Linked DNA regions of Homo sapiens: region 1 is linked to region 2. Evidence: read pairs that join two places in POLR2A ChIA-PET (ENCODE). Cell type or tissue: Caco-2. All regions are shown on one strand. Each heading gives the region's core, and the rest is flanking DNA. Links, peaks and the distances in the headings are about the cores only. Region 1 overlaps HPRT1 (hypoxanthine phosphoribosyltransferase 1). Region 2 has its middle 13 kb from the start of SMIM10.

Evidence for each region. ChIA-PET counts read pairs that join two places held together with the same protein. Peaks named below come from ENCODE experiments on the same cell type or tissue, not always from the same donor. Only the 100,000 strongest peaks of a DNase experiment are listed, where the experiment ranks them.
Region 1: POLR2A ChIA-PET joins it to region 2 with 6 read pairs; 2 of 35 experiments call an interaction of 5 or more read pairs at or near these places.

Annotation. Positions count from the first base shown.
Region 1 is chrX:134,462,577-134,466,976 of GRCh38, reverse strand. All of the region lies in intron 1 of HPRT1 (hypoxanthine phosphoribosyltransferase 1), which reads right to left. Among named protein-coding and RNA genes, the nearest start is that of HPRT1, 4.6 kb to the right of the region's middle. In Caco-2, for the core only: no CTCF peak of the experiment used is centred there; no DNase peak of the experiment used is centred there.
Region 2 is chrX:135,001,966-135,006,365 of GRCh38, reverse strand. No RefSeq gene overlaps it. Among named protein-coding and RNA genes, the nearest start is that of SMIM10, 13 kb to the right of the region's middle. RefSeq lists enhancers at 1,275-1,783, 1,784-2,294 and a silencer at 2,202-2,261. In Caco-2, for the core only: no CTCF peak of the experiment used is centred there; a DNase peak (open chromatin) is centred at 2,215; H3K4me3 peaks cover 884 bases.

The DNA of each region.
Region 1 (4,400 bases), core at 204-4,203, 540 kb after region 2:
ATCTGTAACAAAATCTAATTCGACAAGCCCAGAAACTTGTGATTTACCAAAAACAGTTATATATACACAAAAAGTAAACCTAGAACCCAAAGTTACCCAGCACCAATGATTCTCTCCCTAAGCAGTATCAAGTTTAAAGCAGTGATTACATTCTACTGCCTAGATTGTAAACTGAGTAAAGGAGACCAGCACCTTTCTGCTACTGAACTAGCACAGCCGTGTAAACCAACAAGGCAATGGCAGTGCCCAACTTTCTGTATGAATATAAGTTACATCTGTTTTATTATTTGTGACTTGGTGTTGCATGTGGTTATTATCAACACCTTCTGAAAGAACAACTACCTGCTCAGGCTGCCATAACAAAATACCACAGACTGAGTGACTTAACAGAAACTTATTTCTCACAGTTTTGGAGGCTGGGAAGTCCAAAATTAAGGTACCTGCAAGGTAGGTTTCAATCTCAGGCCTCTTCTTTGGCTTGAAGGTCTTCTAACTGTGTGCTCACATGACCTCTTCTAACAAGCTCTCTGGTGTCTCTTTTTTTTTTTTTTTCTTTTTTGAGACAGAGTCTCACTCTGTCACCCAGGCTGGAGTACAGTGGCACAATCTGGGCTCACTGCAACCTCCAACTCCCGGGTTCAAGTGATTCTCATGCCTCACCCTCCCGAGTAGCTTGGATGACAGGAGCCCGCTACCACACCCAGCTAATTTTTGTATTTTTAGTAGAGATGGTGTTTCACTACATTGGCCAGGCTGGTCTCAAACTCCTGACCTCGTGATCCACCCACCTTGGCCTCCCAAAGTGCTGGGATTACAGGTGTGAGCCACTGCGCCCGTCCTGGTGTCTTTTCATATAAGGGCACTAATCCAATCAGACCTGGGCCCAACCCTCCCGACTTCTTCTAACTGTAATTACCTTCCAAAGGCCCTGTCTCCAAATACCATCACACTGGGGGTTAGGACTTCAAAAAAGGTATGGGGGGGGTGTGGGAGGACATAAATGCTCAGTCCATAACAAGCACCCAACATAAAAATGGCTAGAACAGATCACAAAAAAAAGGTCCTGTATGGCTTTGGGGAAGGGCTCAACCCCAAAATATCTGAGAGCTCTGGAGGGGCCTAGAAGTGGTAAATGAATGAAAACGTGGTTACTCTCCAGATCTGCCTTTCCCAAATATGGCCATTCTTGGCTGAATCAGAAATCAAAGGACAGGTTATTAATTACTAGCTCTAAGTTACTTACCATTTGCTGAGACAGTTCAGAAATCTGACTGCATCTCCTCAGAGATCTAGAACACAGTTCTCAAATTCTAACTTACTTGTGATATACTTGTGAATGATAAAAATCGCTACAGGTACTTTTATTAATCTGAAAGAGTATTGAGAAATTACCTTTCATTCTGACTTTTGTCTGGAATGAAAATCAATACTTTTGCTATAATCGATTACTGAAATAATTTTACTTTCCAGTAAAACTGGCATTATAATTTTTTTTAATTTTTAAAACTTCATAATTTTTTGCCAGACTGACCCATGTAAACATACAAATTACTAATAATTATGCACGTCACATCTGTAATAATGGCCTTCATGTAAACATTTTTGTGGTTTACACATAAAATCTCTAATTACAAAGCTATATTATCTAAAATTACAGTAAGCAAGAAAATTAATCCAAGCTAAGACAATACTTGCAACATCAATTCATCATCTGTGACAAGGACTGCTTAAGTCTCTTTGTGGTTAAAAAGGAAAAAAAAAAAAAAGACATGTTGGCCAGATGCGGTGGCTCACACCTGTAATCCCAGCACTTTGGGAGGCTGAGGTGGGCGGATCACCCCTGGCCTGCCCAACATGGTGAAACCCCGTCTCTACTAAAAACACAAAAATTAGCTGGGCGTGGTGGCGGGCGCCTGTAATTCCAGCTACTCGGGAGGCTGAGGCAGGAGAATTGCTAGAACCCAGGAGGCAGAGATTGCAGTGAGCTGAGATTGCACCATTGCACTACAGTCTGGGCAACAAAAGTGAAACTCCATCTTAAAAAAAAAAAGACAATGTTCGTGGGTCCAAACAAGACTTAATGGAAGTGAGTCTAAAAATGAGCTATGTGGGCCAGGCGTAGTGGCTCCCACCTGTAATCCCAGCACTTTGGGAGGCCGAAGCAGGCAGATCATGAGGTCAGGAGATGGAGACCATCCTGGCCAACACGGTGAAATCCTGTCTCTACAAAAATTAGCTGGGCGTGGTGGTGCCTGCCTGTAATCCCAGCTACTCAGAAGGCTCAGGCAGGAGAATCGCTTGAACCAGGGAGTCGGTGGCTAGAGTGAGCCGAGATTGCATCACTGCACTCCTGCCTGGTGACAGAGCAAGACTCCATCTCAAAAAAAACAAACAAAAATAAAAGATAAAAATGAGCTATGTGAATTAAAAGAGGTATAACAATAGATAAACCATATTTTATTTAATTCCTAGTAATGAGTAATATTTCCAAACTTCTGGAATGGGCAGAAATTGCTAGTTGGCATATTTTTACCTTTTATATTCAGATACATTAAAATTCTCAAAAAAAAACACCTCAAAGCAGATGATCCGCCATCTCCTTGGATAATTTGTGTTAACTCAGGATAACAGAAAACCAAAATTATGAGTTACTGATGCAATATTCCTAAATGTAAAAATAATTAAAGCTAATAGTAGATTCATCTTCCAATTTCATATCAGTCTTACAAATAAACTACATATATAACTTGCTTGCCTTCCCTTCTGAGGGATAAAGCTGTTAGAAGAATTAAAATCAGCATTCTTGACTATTCAACCAAGGGAGGGATAAATTATTACTCATTCTAGGGACATGGGCTCATAACTACTACATGTGTAAGGACATGAATTTACCCAATATTACAATTTTTCCTTTTATTAGTGTGTACAGTGGAAGAATAGACATGTTCACTCTGGACAAAAAAAAAATTATACTTATCAGTTATCAGAAGCACAATGCTGAAGACAGTAGTTCCATAACAATTTGAAGTATGTGATCGAACTAGTAGATTATCTTAGTAGTAGTGAATTATTGTAAATGTTAGTAATTTGGCAGCCACTGGGCAGAAAAATAAGAATTGAGGCTCAATATTGATATTAATGGTGGTGATTGACACATAAATTTTATCAAGTCTACACAATATAAAATTACAGAAAGGTAGAAGAGTATACCAGTACAACTTCAACATATCTTCACTACAAGGGAGTAAAATGACATGGCCTAGTTACTATCTAATGAACTGCAGAAAACTAAAAGAAAACTCCAAGGCAACTCTTCTCTGCTGATCTGGTTGGTCCTTTTCCTACCTTTTGCAATACCCAGATACAAACAATGGATAGAAAACAAAGTAGACTTGTAGTATGCAGGTCACAGTGCTAAATTCACAGAAAGAAACCCCTGAACTGAACTGCTCTATTTCCTGGTGGTCACAAAGAGTAATTCTGGTTTACACCTACAGATTGATGTCAATCTACACCCTGTTGATAACAGTGTGGCCAAGGACAAAAAAAAGGTGCTCCGTTTTACCAATTCTGTAAAAAATTATTGGCAGGGTAAGCTCGGCTAGGGCAGGATTACATTTCTAGGACTACCATCCCCGAAATTTAGAAGATATTATATCCACATAAAGCATATCTTTCACATTAATTTGCAAAAATCTAAAAGCTTTTTCTTAGCTCAAGTGTGTCCAAGTTTACCCTGGCAGTTTAAAACGATAGTTACAAGCAGCATGGGTTGTATCAGACACATTTGAGGGCCAATTTCATGTAAGTGATATTGGGCAAGTTACTTCAACTATCTGTGCCTCCAAGGTCATACTAGTGTTTATTTACCTAAAGGGTACCTGTTATGTAACTTTAGGGTGTTTACATTAGATAATGCCTGCAAAATATTTACTTCAACGCCTAAAACATAGTTAAGTATTCAATAAATACCTACTATTGTCACTACTAACTTAAAAGTTTAGAGATTAAGAGCAGAATCTGGGGTGAGACAAACTTAGGTTCAAATCCTAGTATTGTTGGGTAATCTTGGGCAAGTTACTTAACCTCTCTGATTTGTGTAATTTAAAAAATTAGTTAATATACATAACAGGGCTTAGAAGAGTATCTAGCACATAGCACCATTTAAGCATTTGTTATTGCTAACATGCAAACAATTTAAGGGAAAGAAATTTTTTAAAAAGGAAGAGGGATTTGCAAACTAAAAACAATGAGTATCTTATGTTCAAAGAAAACTAACAAACAGCCAGCTCTAGCAATAATTAAATTCACTATATACTGGGGCAGGCATCACACCCCAAAGCTAAAAGCGTCTACCTAGGCCAGGCACGGTGGCTCATGCCTGTAATCCCAGCACTTTG
Region 2 (4,400 bases), core at 255-4,254:
CCACTCTTCCCAGAGATTCTCTGAAATGTTGTTCTGGGCAGTGGGGAGTTTGAAAGGGACTGAAGGATTAGGGAGCAGATGGCCAGTGACGTCCAAGTTATTACCATTAACCAAATTCCCTTCTAGCACTGTCTCAGCCGATGGCGGCCACACACAGTCTTTGAAAGCTTGTGATGGGCATCCAGTAATGAATCTTGCTCTGTTACCCAGGCTGGAGTGCAGTGGTACAATAATAGCTCACTGCAGCCTTCAACTCCTGGGGTCAAGCGATTGTCTTGCCTCGGCCTCTCGAGTAGCTGGAACTACAGGCATGCACTACCACGCCCAGCTTATTTTTTTCTTTTTTGTAGAGAGGGGGGTCTTGCTATATTGCCCAGGCTGGTCTCAAACTCCTGGCCTCAAGCAATCCTCCTGCCTCAGCCTCCCAAAGTGCTGAGATTACAGGTGTGAGCCACTGCCACTCAGCCCAGATAAGGCTTTCGATGCCCAGTTGCACTGGCCCCCAGATAGTGGAGGGTCATTGGCCAAGTACATGTCATCTTCCCTCATTTTTTCATTATACAAGGGAATGTGTGAGTTAAGATGACCATTGTCTCAGAAAGCCAGGGACACACTGAGACAGGAATTGCTGCTGCTGGAGGTTCCCTGAGCTATCACCATCCATAGACTAGGGAGTATATAAGGCTGGTTCACCCTGCCATCCTAACTCCCCAGAGAAACTGTAAGTGACGATGAGGAGCCTGGATGGAGAGGGGCAATGTCTGGGGAAAGAGACATTATATGAGGGCAAGATGCGGTAAATGCCCTCAAGGAAGAAATAGGACCTACAGGGTAAGAAACTAAAGAAAAATTTGGTGAGATTTGGGGGATGCTTCTCACATGTATTTTTAACTGAGGATTAGTAATATAATAAAATAAATAAATAGCAAAATCACAAACCCATCAAGTTCCCTATTGTAATAGCTACAATTAGCCCAGTTACTACCTCTGACAGACCCTGTGCTGAGCATTAGTCTGTATCATCTTTCTTCATGCTTATAGTAATCTGGGCAGCCAGGCCCTATATGTATGTCTCAGAGAAGTCAAGTCACTTGCTCAAGGACATACTGTTAGTAATTTGCTGAGGCAGGATTAAAACCCAGGCATGTGTGATTCTATACCTTGTTTGATCTTAACCCCACAGCACCCTAGAATGGACAAGGGCTGGTACACAGATATTCATTAAAGAAAATTTGAAAACAGAGATTATTAGAAAAAAATAGCATTATTCTTACCATATAAACTGAAACAGTTTATATCTTGTTTTATTGTCATCTAGTCCTTCTTTTCCATATATATTTATAACTCTATTGTGTTTGCAATTTATTTTCCATTGCTTTGACTTAATTTATGTGCATTACCTTATTGCTTCATTTTTTGTAACCTGTGTTTTCATGTTTTTTTTTAAACAACTGTGTTCTTTTTTATTACAAAACTGTTCTCTATCTTATTGCAAAGGACTTGTCAATTCATAATGGCACAAAGGAGAGAATAACAAGTGAACTATACAGAAAGTGACTCACCAGAGATAATTACTTCAATTTTTTCTTTTAATTGCAAAGACACAATGAGCAGAGGAGTAAGCAGCAGTTATTCCAGTCGGAGTTGGGTGCATCTGTGGAAAGTGCCAAACGGACCTGTTTCTCCCTCAGAGAACATTTCTTCCCCTTCCTGTTGTGTGCCCCCTTCTGCCTCCCGGTTTCTGCATAAGACAGGTGGGCTTAGAATTGTCACTGTAGTCTGGGGTAGAGTGGATTCTAGGCAGCTGGGGGCAGCCGTAGGGCATTGTCCTCCTAAAGGCTGTGTCAGAGGGTGGAGGCAAAGAAAAATGTCCTTTTTGTCCCGATTTGGACCCTATTTCAGGTCAGTGGGTATGATTTTGCCATTTGCTTTTAGTCTTTCACCAACGTCACAAAATTACATTACCACTCCGATCTTTATATTTCTAAGCATCACCGGAAATGCATGGTTGTGGAGGCGTGTCCATGGGGCGGAATGTGGGCCTGTCCATGGGGCGGAATGTGGGCTTGGCCATGGGCGTGGCCTGAGTGCTTGCGCGGGCTCCGCCCCCAAAGCCCGATGGTCACTAGTGCGCAAGCTCAGAACGGGGCCGGGCCGCGGCTGTGAGAACGTGGGGGAGGGCTTAACTCTCTTCAGGAGGCGGGGTCTGAATCAGAAAGGTGGGGCCAAGATTTCCCAAGGCAGGCGCGGGCGAGGGGCGGTGCGCGGGGGAAGATCCCAGGACAGTTTGCGGTGTGAGGGGAGATTGCGCCCGCTGCCCAAAGAGAGCAGAGGACACGTGTTCTGGAAGGTGATGCGGCCTCCTACCGTACTCCTCCCCTCACCTAACTCATCAGCTGTAGCGTGTCCCTTTACTGACTCTCGGCTGTGGACGCCACTGGAGTGAGGTTCTGTGAACACATTTTCCTCCTTCATGCATCTCTCAGCCAGATTATTGGCTCCCTGGCCGCAGATGTGGTTACTTTGAAACATTAATAGGAAAGCCCCAAATATTAGCAAACATCCAGAGCAGCACATTCAAAGAGTAATGCACCATGAACAGTTAATAGAAGGTGGGTTAAATGTTCAGAAATCTATTAATTTGCTATATTAGGACACTAAATGAAAATAATTATAGGACATCTTCAGAGATGCTGAAAATATAAAAATAGGAGGGATTGTATTATTTTACCAGAAACATTTGCTTTTAGTGTTTTACCAACACCACAAAATTGAATTGCCACTCTGATCATTACATTACTTTCTTTAACATCATAATCACATATATGCACATAATACACCATTTACTTAGGGCAGTCAGTTTTAATGACACTTCTGTTTCTTTCATGAATCATGTGTTTTTATGAGATACTGCTGTGTGTCAACCCCCCTTGGATGCCCAAAACAGCTCAGCCCAAAGAAGATGCGGTTCGAATTTAAAATACATAATTTAATCATGGGTTTAGAGTTAGGATTTTAAGTAAAACTCTTACTAATTTTTATATACATACATACTACATATATACATACATACTACATACTACATATATATACATATAATATTGGAACATTTAAGAGAAGCTTAGTTTCACTGTTACCGGTTTACTTTTTTATTTTTTGAGATGGAGTCTCGCTCTATTGTGCAGGCTGGAGTGTAGTGGCGCGATCTTGGCTCACTGCAACCTCTGCCTCCCAGGTTCAGTCAGTCCTCCTGTCTCAGCCTCCCAAGTAGCTGGGATTACAGGCACATGCCACCATGCCTGGCTAATTTTTTAATTTTTAGTAGAGGCGAGGTTTTGCCATGTTCGCCAGGCTGGTGTTGAACTCCTGACCTCAGGTGATCCTCCCGCCTTGGCCTCCCAAAGTGCTGGGATTGCAGGCATGAGGCACTGCACCCAGCCTGCTTTTTTAAATAAATAGAATGATTTAATAATCATGATGGATTTATCAAGACTTATATTTTTCATCTCCCAAGTCTACACTTCCTCTGTCTTCCCCATCTTGGTAAATGGCAACTCTTTCCTTTCTGTTGCTCAAGCTAAAGGCCTTGCTGTCATCCTTGAATCCTCTGTTTCTTTCATGCCCCACATTAACTCAAGTCTACCTTCAACATACAACCAGAATCTGACCACTTCCTGGCACCTCCACTGTTATGACCTCTGTCCAAAACACCTTTACACCTCTCCTGGATTATTCTAATAGCCTCTTAACTAGCCTATCTAATTCTTCACTTTCTTGATAATGGCCAGTTCTTGTAAATATCTTTTGTTGAACATATGTACATGTTTCCATTGGGTAAAGAACTTGGAATTACATTGTTGCATCACGGGGGATGCTTATGTTTAACTTTACTAGATAATGCCAAACACGTTTCTCATTTGGTTGGACCAATTTACATTCTCACCAGCAGTGCAAATTCATAGCAACAGCAAGGAAAGTAATTGTATGAAGAGAGGAAACATGACCCCAGTCCCACCCCATTAATGCACCAAGTGCATTTATTTTTTTCTCACCTCTTTTTATGTGGAACATGCCTTCTTCATGCCATTCGAATGACACAGTAGCTTCTAGAAGATCTGTGTACATGTCACTATTGGCATGTGTGTACGTGTCACTATTGGCTGTAGACTATGAGGCTTCAGTGGGATATGACACCAACATCAGCCCACAAGACACAGCAGATGGAGTCTTGTGGGCCATGATGAATAGAGCTGCCTTTCATGGGATGTGAGGTCCAAGGTGTGGTTCAGGAAAGGCAAAGCCTGGGCAAACTGCTCTTTCCTGCTTCTCGGCCCTATTTGCCAGTGCATTTATACCATGGAGTTATGGTGAATGTGAACACACAAGAGAGTTTGACAAGG